2 separate regions of the Homo sapiens genome follow, and region 2 is linked to region 1. A link is a contact called in ENCODE Hi-C or POLR2A ChIA-PET data. All regions are on one chromosome and are shown on one strand. Each heading gives the region's core, a stretch centred on a gene start or an enhancer-like site at or near the end of the contact. The rest is flanking DNA. Distances are from core to core; before and after follow the strand shown. Region 1 has its middle 32 kb from the start of NDUFV2. Region 2 overlaps TWSG1 (twisted gastrulation BMP signaling modulator 1).

Evidence for each region. A loop is a pair of places that touch in the nucleus more often than their neighbours do. ChIA-PET counts read pairs that join two places held with the same protein, here RNA polymerase II (POLR2A). Pooled maps may share reads with other maps.
Region 2: a map of endothelial cell of umbilical vein shows a loop between it and region 1 (2.4-fold over the local background). The contact joins two enhancer-like sites. A Hi-C loop is called at or near these places in 1 of 168 maps with a recorded cell type or tissue (endothelial cell of umbilical vein), 5 of 37 single-sample maps with no recorded cell type and 10 of 50 pooled maps. POLR2A ChIA-PET finds 5 or more read pairs at or near these places in 4 of 52 experiments (activated CD4-positive, alpha-beta T cell, activated CD8-positive, alpha-beta memory T cell, endothelial cell of umbilical vein and 1 more).

The regions. Positions count from the first base shown.
Region 1 is chr18:9,067,421-9,073,432 of GRCh38, forward strand. No RefSeq gene overlaps it. Among named protein-coding and RNA genes, the nearest start is that of NDUFV2, 32 kb to the right of the region's middle. Within about 2 kb of position 2,396, at least 3 of the 41 ENCODE cell types and tissues checked have a DNase peak (open chromatin) inside an H3K27ac peak, as active enhancers do.
Region 2 is chr18:9,397,838-9,403,669 of GRCh38, forward strand. It overlaps TWSG1 (twisted gastrulation BMP signaling modulator 1), which reads left to right. Exons shown (of 5, transcript NM_020648.6): 5 at 1,509-4,583. The coding sequence ends at 1,690. Among named protein-coding and RNA genes, the nearest start is that of TWSG1, 66 kb to the left of the region's middle. Within about 2 kb of position 2,622, at least 2 of the 41 ENCODE cell types and tissues checked have a DNase peak (open chromatin) inside an H3K27ac peak, as active enhancers do.

The DNA of each region.
Region 1 (6,012 bases), core at 1,146-3,645:
CTAAATAATATTACCTTCAAGATCAGTGGTTGGATATGCTAGTTATATATTTACTTTTTTTTTTATTTTTTGTTTAGTTTTTTATTTTATTTGAATCATCCACCTCAAAATGTCACTAGTTATATATTTTCTTTTCTTTCTTTCTTTCCTTTTTTTTTTTTTTTTTTTGAGACAGAGTCTCACTCTGTTGCCTAGGCTGGAGTGCAAACCTCCGCCTCCTGGGTTCAAGTGATTCTTGTGCCTCAGTCTCCCAAGTAGCTGGGATTACAGGCGTGCACCACCACACATGGATAATTTTTGTATTTTTGGTAGAGACGAGGTTTCACCATGTTGGCCAGGCTGGTCTTGGAACTCCAGACCTCAGGTGATCTGCCCACCTTGGCCTCCCAAAGTGCTGGGATTACAGGTGTGAGCCACCTTACCCGGCCTAGTTATATATTTTCAAACACACATTAACTAAACAAATAATTATAAGCACTGAGTCCATCAATGTCAATATGACACAGCTTTTTTTCCAGGAAACACTCGCCCAGGAAAATAAGACTGTAAGCCAATATGTAACTTGGCAATTTGCTTCAGAAAATTCCTGCAAATCAATGTATTTGGGCAGGCAGTTTGCTTACCTGGGCAAAGAGCTCGTTTATTAGACAAGTTTACTCCTAAGGACCTTTGCCTCACATGCCTTCCAATCCTGAACGATTATGTCAGAAACTGAGCCCAACCCAACCCCAATCTGTTCTCATGGTTTTGCCGCCTTGCCCAGACCGGTCTCAAACTCCTCAACTCAAGCAATCCACCTGCCTCGGCCTCCCAAAGTGCTGGGATTACAGGTGTGAGCCACCACGCATGACCTGACATTTTATTTCTTTTTTAAATTTATTTTATTTTCATCTTTTTTCATTTTTTGTTCTGAAATTTCATATGTTCAACTGTTTACCACCTAAAATCATCTCATCCATTAGGAGTGGTAGGCACAGCAGCCTTTGATGAAACATTTCCCCTAAAAACACAATAAGAAAGTTCCTCTTCCAGCTCTCCACTGTCTCTCCCACGCCTTGCCTTTCTCCTCCAGTCTCTTATGTCCCTCCTCCTCCCACACCTTTACCATCAATGCCTTTTGCACCTGAGGTCTGCCTGCCTTCTATGACTCAGAAGGACATAAACTAAGGGAGAAGGTGATTTCCAGCAGATGAGCAGACAGTATTCCAGTGAGACTCATAAAGTGGTAAGCAACCTCTGTGCTTTGAAAACATTGTTAACTTAAAATGGAATACTAGACCATCATGGAGCTCATCGTGACACTGGCCACTGTGAAGCCAAATTTCAAGTACGGAAAGTCACCCAATACAGTGCAATGTCACTGCAATTTACACGATGTGATATGAGAGTCTGTACCAAGAAGGCTCCTCTGCCCCAAATTTCTTGCCTTTCATCCATTTGCCCCACAACTCACGGGTGTTAAAGGGCATAACATTTTAACTATAACTTAAGGGAAACTAACTTTTTTTGTTTTGTTTTGTTTTGTTTTGAGATGGAGTTTTGTTCTTGTTGCCCAGGCTGGAGTACGGTGGCACTATCTCAGCCCACTGCAACCTCCGCCTCCCGGGTTCAAGCTATTATCCTGATTCAGCCTCCTGAGTAGCTGAGATTACAGGCGTGTGCCACCACACCTGGCTATTTTTTGTATTTTTAGTAGAGACAGGGTTTCACCATGTTAGCTAGGTTGGTCCCAAACTCCTGACCTCAGGAGATCTACCCACCTCAGCCTCCCAAAGTGCTGGGATTACAGGCGTGAGCCACCACACCCGGCCAACTTCAACTTTTTAACTTTAACTTGAGCACCACTTTTCTGGTCCTTCGAAGGCAAAAAAATCTGAGGAGATATGAGTATAGCAACCTTTGGGACCGGCACGGTGACTTGTGCCTATAATCCTAGCGCTTTGTGAGGCCGAGGCGGAGGGATGGCTTGAGGCAGGAGTTCGAGGCTGTAGTGAACTATGATCACACCACAGCACTCTAGCCTGAGGGACAGAGCAAGACCTTCCCTAAAAAAAATAAATAAAATAATTTAAAAATTTTTTAAACTCAACCATTGGTATTTATGGATCACTTATAGTAGGTAGGATGTTTTCAAGGTCTCCACTACAGTGCCTGTGTGCTTTGATTCTTAAAGAACGCTGTGAATGGTAGGTATTATTTTCCAGTTTACAAATGAATTAACCCAGGCTTCAAAAGGTTTGATGATTTGCCTGAGGCCACACAGCTGGTAAGGGGCAGGCCATGGTTGCCTCACCAAGTCCCTGCCCCTAATGTTACTGGAAGTGGATCCATAACATAAAAACAGCCTCTGGTGTTTCTGTAGCCCTCGTTGGTCTTATAGACTGCTCGTTCATTTTCTCATTTCCTCACGGGACACCCCCTTGAGGAGGCAAGCTGGGGGTATTTTTAGCAATGGTTTGTCAGTTCCACTTCCTCTGGGATAAGCTGCAGCAGGTGGGCGAAGGAAGGAGGAAGCAGAGAGGGACGACTGAGGAGAGAGACCGCGTGGAAGGGAAGGCCGTCACTCCTCTCCAGGCCCGTCCCACTCACGCAGAACACTGTCCTGATATTTGGGCAGCAGGAGGGTGCCCTGCTTCGAGAAGGAAAATTACCAGGGACCCGTGTGCTCTGTGAAATATGTAAGGCTCTACACAAGGAAGGAAAGCAGTTCCACTGAGATTGGTAATAAATAACATAGTTGTAAACAGAGTAAGAGAATAGAGTTAAGGGTCTCGCCAGACTGCCCCAAAAACAAAAAAAGTCCTTGTTGGGGTTCAGGCTCAGCTGTAGGCTTTAAATTGTTTAGGGATATTTACAGTTCTAAGATATAGAAATCTAGGGCAATGAAGGCTCCTGCAACTATTTAAATGGTATCTGTGAATTAGTGATTTATATTATTTCTTTCTGTTTGTTTTTTTTTGAGACAGGATCTCACTCTGTGGCCCAGGCCGGAGTGCAGTGGTGCAATCATCAGTCACTGCAGCCTTGACGTCCCACCTCAGCCTCCTGAGTAGCTGGGACTACAGGCGTGAGCCACTGTGCCCGGCTAATTTTTATTTTTTGTAGAGACAGCGTCTCCCTATGTTGTGCAGGCTGGTGTCAAACTCCTGGGCTCAAGTGATTCTCCCACCTCAGCCTCCCAAAGTGCTGAGATGACAGGCATGAGCCGTGGCACCTGGCAACTCGTGCTATTTCTAATAGCTACTTATGTTGAGCACCTACCATGAGGTGGGCACATCACCTATTGGCTTCTCATTTTCAGATTAGGATGCTGAAGCTCAGCTAGCAAGTTTCTGCATTGAAATTCAAAACTAGGATTGTCTTGCTTGAATGGCTTTGCGTCATCATGATGGAACTTCCAGAGATCAGTCATATGTTACCCCAGCATCAAAGAGAAAAGAATAGACTGGACTGGCGAGCATAGAGTTCCCATTTATGTGCCTCAAATTCCATCCCATTTACTACCTTGGGCATTTTAACAGCCTTTTAAAGAAATATGGGCAGGCGCGGTGGCTCACACCTGTAATCCCAGCACTTTGGGAGGCCACGGTGGGTGGATCACCTGAGGTCGGGAGTTCAAGTCCAGCCTGACCAACATGGAGAAACCCCGTCTCTACTAAAAATACAAAAATTAGCCAGGTGTGGTTATGCATGCCTGTAATCCCAGCTACTCAGGAGGCTGAGGCAGGAGAATTGCTTGAACCTGGGAGGCGGAGGTTGCAGTGAGCTGAGATCACACCATTGCACTCCAGCCTGGGCAACAAGAGCAAAACTCCATCTCAAAAAAAAAAAAGAAAGGAAAGAAATATTTAGAAACTGGCCAGGCATGGTGGCTCGCTGTAATCCCAGCACTTTGGGAGGCCGAGGCGGGTGGATCACCCGAGGTCAGGAGTTCGAGACCAGCCTGACCAACACTCAAAATACAAAAATTAGCCAGGCGTGGTGGCGGGCACCTGTAGTCCCAGCTACTCAGGAGGTTGAGGCAGGAGAATCACTTAAACCTGGGAGGCAGAAGCTTCAGTGAACTGAGATAGTGCCACTGCACTCCAGCCTGGGTGAGAGAGCAGTACTCTGTCTCAAAAAAAAAAAAAAAAAAGGAAATATATATATATGATATATTCTATATCTAGAATATATATATAGAATATATCATTCTATATATAAAAACCTGTTTATATACAAGAAAACCTAATTCATTTGAAATACAAGGAGGATTTTAGCTTTAGTTTGATTTTTTAGAACAATAGAACAGAAGCTTCTAAACATTTTTGAACTTGACCTACAGAAAGAAAAGCCCTTTACATCATGCCTCAGTATACACAAATACACATGTGTGCAACAGAAGTTTCACAGAGCAACACTTACTCTACCTGTGAGAAGCACTCTGACATTTTGTTCTATTTTATTTTATTTTATTTATTTTTGAGACGGAGTCTCACTCTGTCACCCAGCTGGAGTGCAGTGGTGCAATCTTGTCTCACTGCAGCCTCCGCCTCCTAGGTTCAAGTGATCCTCCCACCTCAACCTCCCTAGTAGCTGAATTACAGACATGCACTACCACACCCAGCTAATTTTTGTATTTTTAGTAGAGACAGGGTTTCAGCAAGTTGGCCAGGTTGGTCTCGAACTGCTGATTTCAAGTGATCCACCCACCTTAGCCTCTCAAAGTGCTGGGATTACAGGCATGAGCCACCATGCCCAGCCCCTTCTGACATTTTAGATTCTAGTCTAATCTTTCTCTTTTTTTATTTTTGTTCATAGTCTTCCTTAATTATCTTTAAAAAAAAAAAAGTGGTAAAAACGTAACATGAGCTCCATCCTCTTCACAGGTTAAGTGTACAATACAATGTTGTAAACTATAGGCACAATGTTGCACAGCAGATCTCTAGAACTTATTCATCTTTAATAACTGAAATTGTATCCCCTTGAACAACTCCCCATTCCCCCTTCCCCAGCCTTCCCCAGTAGCAATCACCATTGTACTCCTGGCTTCCATGAGTTTGACTATTTTAGATATCTCCGGTAAGTGGGACCATACAGTGGAAAACAGTAAAGAGGTTCTTCAAATCATTTTTTATTTAATTAATTAATTAATTTATTTGTTGAGACACGGTCTCACTCAGTCACCCAGGCTGGAGTGCCATGGTGTGATCTGGGCTCACTGCACCCTCCATCTCCCAAGTTCAAGCGATTCTCCTGCCTCAGCCTCCCAAGGAGCTGGGATTCCAGGCATACACCACCACGCCCAGCTAATTTTTCTATTTTTACTAGAGACAGGGTTTCGACATGTTGGCCAGGCTGGTCTCGAACCCCTGACCTCAGGTGGTCCACCCGCCTCGGCCTCCCAAAGTGATGGGATTACAGGTGTGAGCCATCACGCCTGGCCTCTTCAAATCATTTCAAATAGATCTGGCCGGGTGTGGTGACTCACACCTGTAATCCCAGCACTTCGGGAGGCCGAGGCGGGCGGATCACCTGAGGTCAAGAGTTTGAGACCAGCCTGGCCAACATGGCAAAACCCTGTCTCTACTGAAAATACAAAAATTAGGCTGGGCTCAGTGGCCCACGCCTGTAATCCCAACACTTTGGGAGGCCAAGGTGGGCGGATCACGAGGTCAGGAGATCGAGACCAGCCTGGCCAACATGCTGAAACCCCGTCTCTACTGCAAATACAAAAATTAGCCAGGTGTGGTGGTGCGTGCCTGTAGTCTCAGCTACTCAGGAGGCTGAGACAGGATAATCACTTGAACTCAGGAAGCGGAGTTTGCAGTGAGCCGAGATCGAGCCACTGCACTCCAGCCTGAGTGACAGAGCAAGACTGCGTCTCAAATAAATAAATAAACAAATAAAATAGATCTTTCCTTTTTTTGATGCTGCTCATATTGATATCAGGATCCACTAATACGTTGTTTCTACAACAATGGAACCTGAAGCCTGGGTCTAGCATTGTTTTGCCTGAAATGACACAGTATA
Region 2 (5,832 bases), core at 1,372-3,871, 330 kb after region 1:
CTACTAGAAATACAAAATTAGCTGGGCGTGGTAGCACATGCCTGTAATCCCAGCTACTTGGGAGGCTGAAGCAGGAGAACTGCTTGAGCCTGGGAGGTGGAGGTTGCGGTGAGCCGAGATCGCGCCATTGCACTCCAGCCTGGGCAACTAGAGCAAAACTCCATCTCAAAAAAAAAAAAAAAAAAAAAAACCAAGAAAACAAAAAACAGTGTGAGCTTCGAACATTAATAGTAAAAGGCAAAACAGCTTCTGTTAAATGACAGTGTAAGATTTCTTATTCCCTTTTAGGTTAAAGTACTTTGTAAAACAAATGCTAGATTTTGGAAAACATTAGAAACATATGGAATGCAATAATAATATGTTTTGTTATCATTTTCTCCATTATTAAAATGTAAGTAATCAACATAACAGATATTAAATAATAATTCATAAATTTTGCTCAAAGATTATTTAAATTTATGAAGCAATTAGCAAGAAGCTAATTCCTGGAAACTCCAGCTGTCTTCAAGACACAACTAAAGTTTTTTCTCTGTGACATCTTTCCTGGGCACCTATTCCCCCAGATAGAGTCAGTCTCTTTCTACTGCTCCTCCTGCATTTGCAGGTTTTTGTTTGTTTGTTTGTTTGTTTGTTTTTTGAAATGGAGTTTCACTCTTGTTGCCCAGGCTGGAGTGCAATGGCGCAATCTCGGCTCACTGCAACCTCTGCCTCCCAGGTTCAAGTGATTCTCCTGCCTCAGCCTCCCGAGTAGCTGGGGTTACAGGTACCCACCACCATGCCCGGTTAATTTTTTTAATTTTTAGTAGAGACAGGGTTTCGCCATGTTAGCCAGGCTGGTTGCAAACTCCTGGCCTCAGGTGATCCACCTGCCTCGGCCTCCCAAAGTGTTGGGATTACAGGCTTGAGCTACCATGCCTGGCCTGCATTTGCAGTTCTGTTTGTTGTCTGTTTTTAACTTATGGATCTATCATTTTCTACTTAGTTCTGTGGATTCTCTGATTCCTCTACTAAAAATATAAAAATTAGCCAGCTGTGGTGGTGCATGCTTGTAATCCCAGCTACTCGGGAGACTGAGGCAGAGAATCACTTGAACCTGGGAGGCGGAGGCTGCAGTGAGCCAAGATCACACCACTGCACTCCAGCCTGGGTGGCAGAGTGAGACTCCATCTCAAAAAAAAAAAGGAAATGCCCAGTTTAAAAGCACAGCTGTATAACATAGCAAATGTTTTTAAGCCCAATAATCCAACTTTTCGATCAAAGCCTGAAATCTAATAAAAGAAGCTAAGGAAGCCCTTTGCCTTCTTCAGATGGAGTGGGAGAATCTGACTTCCTTCTCAACATAATTAATAAATGAAGATCTTTTTTCCTGTACCTCATCTTTGTCATGTACAGACCAGTAATAAGAGAACCAAGATAAATAACTGTTAATATTCAACTAGGTAATAAAGCATTTTATTTTTTTGTTTTTCTTCTTTCTTGCCCTGAAATCTTAAATTTTTGTTTTTCAGAACACATGTGTACTGTGGTTTATTTTGATGACTGCATGTCCATACATCAGTGTAAAATATCCTGTGAGTCCATGGGAGCATCCAAATATCGCTGGTTTCATAATGCCTGCTGCGAGTGCATTGGTCCAGAATGTATTGACTATGGTAGTAAAACTGTCAAATGTATGAACTGCATGTTTTAAAGAAGACAAATGCAAACCAAAGCAACTTAGTAAAATAATAGGTATAAAAAGTTATTCTGTAAGTCTGTTGGTTGTATCTTGTATCAGAATCCCAGTAAGTTAAGTTGTAAAGACTTTGGAATAAGTTTCTTTTAAAAATATGACATAGCCAGTGATGTGTTTAATTATATAACTGTTCTTACTGATTTTATTGCCCCCTAGCAATAAGCCCTTTCCTTTGAATACATGTACAACTTTGGTCATATGAGAAGCAGGTGCGCAGAGAATTCCTTGAAAGATCTGAGGTTTTTAACATGAAGTCTGACGTGGTTTTCCTCTAGCATTCCAAAAGGTTTTTGCTTTGAAAGTGTTAGCAGAAGCATGTTGATGTGAATTATGATTTCTTCATGTGCTACTGTTAGCACACTGAGTTTTTATAGTTGCACATCATTCCTCATTGTGCCTTGTTTTATCCATTTTATAAATAGAGTAGATATTTGATATACCACTCTGATAACTCATATAAAAATATCATCATAAAAAGCTTAATTTCATCCCTTTTATGTTGGTTTTAAAAGGTAAATGCTTACCATATTTTATAATTGAGAACTCTTACATAGTAGAATCCATTCTATAATACATGTGTTGACAAAGCTTTAGAGAAAGTTTCCTATTCTCTTCCATTTCCCCTGCCCAAAGTGCTGACATAGGCAGTGATGAAGAATCTTTACCAAGATTTTCAGGGTGTACCTATGAAATTGCTTTAAATGCACTGCTGGTGTAAATAATTAGCAAGCAAAGCGTTTCTGTGACTTCAGGTACCAGCTTAAAGAGCACTAGGGATGGGGAACGAATGCCAAATCAGACTCCACCTAGAGCACCAGGAAACAGCTTGTACCCTGGTAGGGAAATGGTGTTGCTGAAAGGGGAGGCTGAGCCAGTGCGAGACTGAACTTGTGCAGCCTTAGCCAAGACAAAGCAGTGTTTTTCAGCAGACGGCTGATGGGACAGGAATTGAAGAAGAGAATTGACTCGTATGAACAGGACAGGGTGAAAATGCTGGGAATTATTATGGGAAACAAAACTATCTATGTTCATATTTTGTAATATTTCATTTGTTAAGTTTATATCTGGATATAATGTTCTTTTTAAACAAGTATAATCATATCGTCGGAGGTTAAGATTATGAAATTTTAGAATCTCTATTCAAGATGATGTTCACTCCAAATACACTACAGAATTTAGTCAACATTTTATATAATGTTTCAATAAATGTTTCTTTCAATAAAGATACTATGTGCCCTTCATAGTAATAAAATCTCAATCTTAAAGCATGAATCTAAAACATAAATATTTATATTACAGACTCAATTTTACAAAATTACTAATTGCTCTAGTGCATATTTGAACTACAAGCAACTTTTTAGGAATACCTCTTTATACGTCTACATATTTTAGTATATAAAAATAGATAATGCTCTTGGACACATTTTGTATTATTCATGATCTGAATAGTAGTTAGTTAAAAGATCATTTGTAATATTATGATCAACTGTTATAAATTAAGGTCTTAATACCTTTTCTGCTCTTTCAAATAACTCTAATGAATATTCAAGATATTTTAGCCTTTTAAAAAGTTGAGATTTAGCTCATGGATATATTTTTTGGTAGGGAAACATTAGGGTCTCCTTTTCTTCCTTTTACCTAGAATGCCTCATTTAAAAGTGCCTTGAAAACATTTAGCTCCCCTTCTTCATGAGCATCTGTAGAGCTGAAAGTATTCTGGAACTTTAGACAGAAAGCTGAAAGGAATCTGCAGTCTCCTGCTGCAGTTCAACTCTGCTGTTTTTCAGTCATTTCCTACTGTGAGTGGAGTGATGTTTGTGTGTGTGTTGGCAACATGCCTAATGTTTTCTTAATGATGACAACAAATATTTTAAAACTGCATTTATCATTTTTTAGGTCTTCATTAAATTTTAAAATGTAATATCTGTTTCCCACCCCCTACATTAGGAGGATAATTTCTTAAACCACATTGTTTTAATTGATTTTTCTTATCTTGATTTCTTTCATTAGAAACTATCCCTAAATGTAAAGATCTTTTGCCTTCAAATTTGGCTTATTTTTTCTGATTTATGAGGGTTTGAAAGAAAGAATTCACCTAAAAGATTCCATTTCCAGTTTTATAATGTATTTCAGGTTCTGAATAACAATATTTTTCCAAATTGAAAGTAAATATTCCAGAAGTTGATAGCCTGGTTAAAAGTTAGATCCTCTATTACCATTCTAAGCACATTCACTTCTATATTGAAGTTTTGGTAAAAATTCTTTTTTCTTTTTTAATAAAAAATTAGGTTATTACTTTTTTTATAACCAGATTTTTAAAGCACTAGGTTTTAAATCAGTGGGTATCATAAAAGCCATATATAAAAGATCCTTTCTTATAGTAAGACTTGTGCTTGTTAGCAGGTTTTTCTGTTAGTTTTTCCCCCATAACATTTAATTATTACTAAAATTGTATTTACAATAGTGGTGCCAAATCAAATGGTAATTTAAATAAAATCTATTCTGTGTTTATGTAGGGTGGTATAAAAAAGAGGTCTTCATTTAGACATGTGATTTCTAAAATTCCAGAAAGCAAAATTGATAAGATGTTAGAAATTTGGACCATTATTTATAATCAGGGTAGCATTAAAATGGAGAAAAGAAAGTTTTCTGAAAAAATGCAGTAAATATAAGCCACATTTCTAAAGTTTATTTTTATGAAAGCTTCTTTTAAGATTTTGAAATCTATTCTGCATTCCCAAGAGTTTATGTTTATTGTATTTTATATGATCTACAACATATAAAATTGTGTATTTTTCTTTGGTTGTCCCTATTAACAAAAAAGTATTTTAATAAAAAATTGAAATGAGTGAGTCATATTTTTTGTTAACTTCAGCATAGACATAAATTTGACATTCTGTCTAAAGAAGATAGTGTTTAAGTGATCAGCGGGCCGGGTGCGGTGTCACTTTGGGAGGCTGAGGTGGGCAAATCACTTGATCTCAGGAGTTCAAGACCAGCCTGGGCAACATGGTGAAACCTCGTCTTTACAAAAATAAAAAAATTATCCGGGCATGTTGATGAGAGGTGAAGCCACCTGGACTTCTTGTTTCGAGTGGGGACTTGGAGAACTTTTCTGTCTTACAAGAGGATTGTAAAATGCACCAATCAGTGCTCTGAAGCTAGCAAGAGCATTGTAAAATGCACCAATCAGTGCTCTGTAAAACACACCAATCAGCGCTCTGTAGCTAGCAAGAGGGTTGTAAAATGCACCAATCAGTGCTCTGTAAAACACACCAATCAGCAGGATCCTAAAAGTAGCCAATCGCAGAGAGGATTGAAAAAAGGGCACTCTGATAGGACAGAAACAGAACATGGTGGGGAGGGGCCAATAAGGGAATAAAAGCTAGCCACCCCAGCCAACAGCGGCAACCAGCTCGGGTCCCCTTCCACCCTGTGGAAGCTTTGTCCTTTTGCTCTTCACCATAAACCCTGCTATTGCTCTCTCTTTGGGTCCGTGCCATCTTTAAGAGTTGTAACACTCACTGAGAAGGTCTGCGGCTCCATTCTTGAAGTCAGCAAGACCACGAACCCACCAGCAGGAGCCAACTCCAGACACAGTAATTATGTGCCTGTAGTCCCACCTACTCTAGAGGCTGAGGTGGGAGGATCACTTGAGCCCAGGGAGGCGGAAGCTGCAGTGAGCCCTGATTGTGCCACTGCACCTCTGCCTGGGTGACAGAGCAAGACCCTGTCTTAAAAAACAAACAAACAAAAAAAACAATCAGCAAAGAATGTTCTTTTCTCAGGATGTCTCTACAGATTCTCTCAGAACAGATCTTAGAACATTTTGCTGTCTGCTTTTTCATATGCTTTATTCCAATATGGGGGAACCTTTTAAATGAATACTTTACTATTCTGCTTGCTCTGTGGGCCTTCAGATGCCAACCAACTTTATAAGAATGATCTAAAGGTTGCAAGGAGTTGCAGAAGGATCAAGGTAGGGAAAAACCTTTCTCAGCTCTCCCACAGGATACTGTTAGAATTGAGAGCCACAAACTGTGCTGCCATGGCAAAATCCACCTTATTTCAGAGTCCATGTTTTGGCAGCCTCGTGC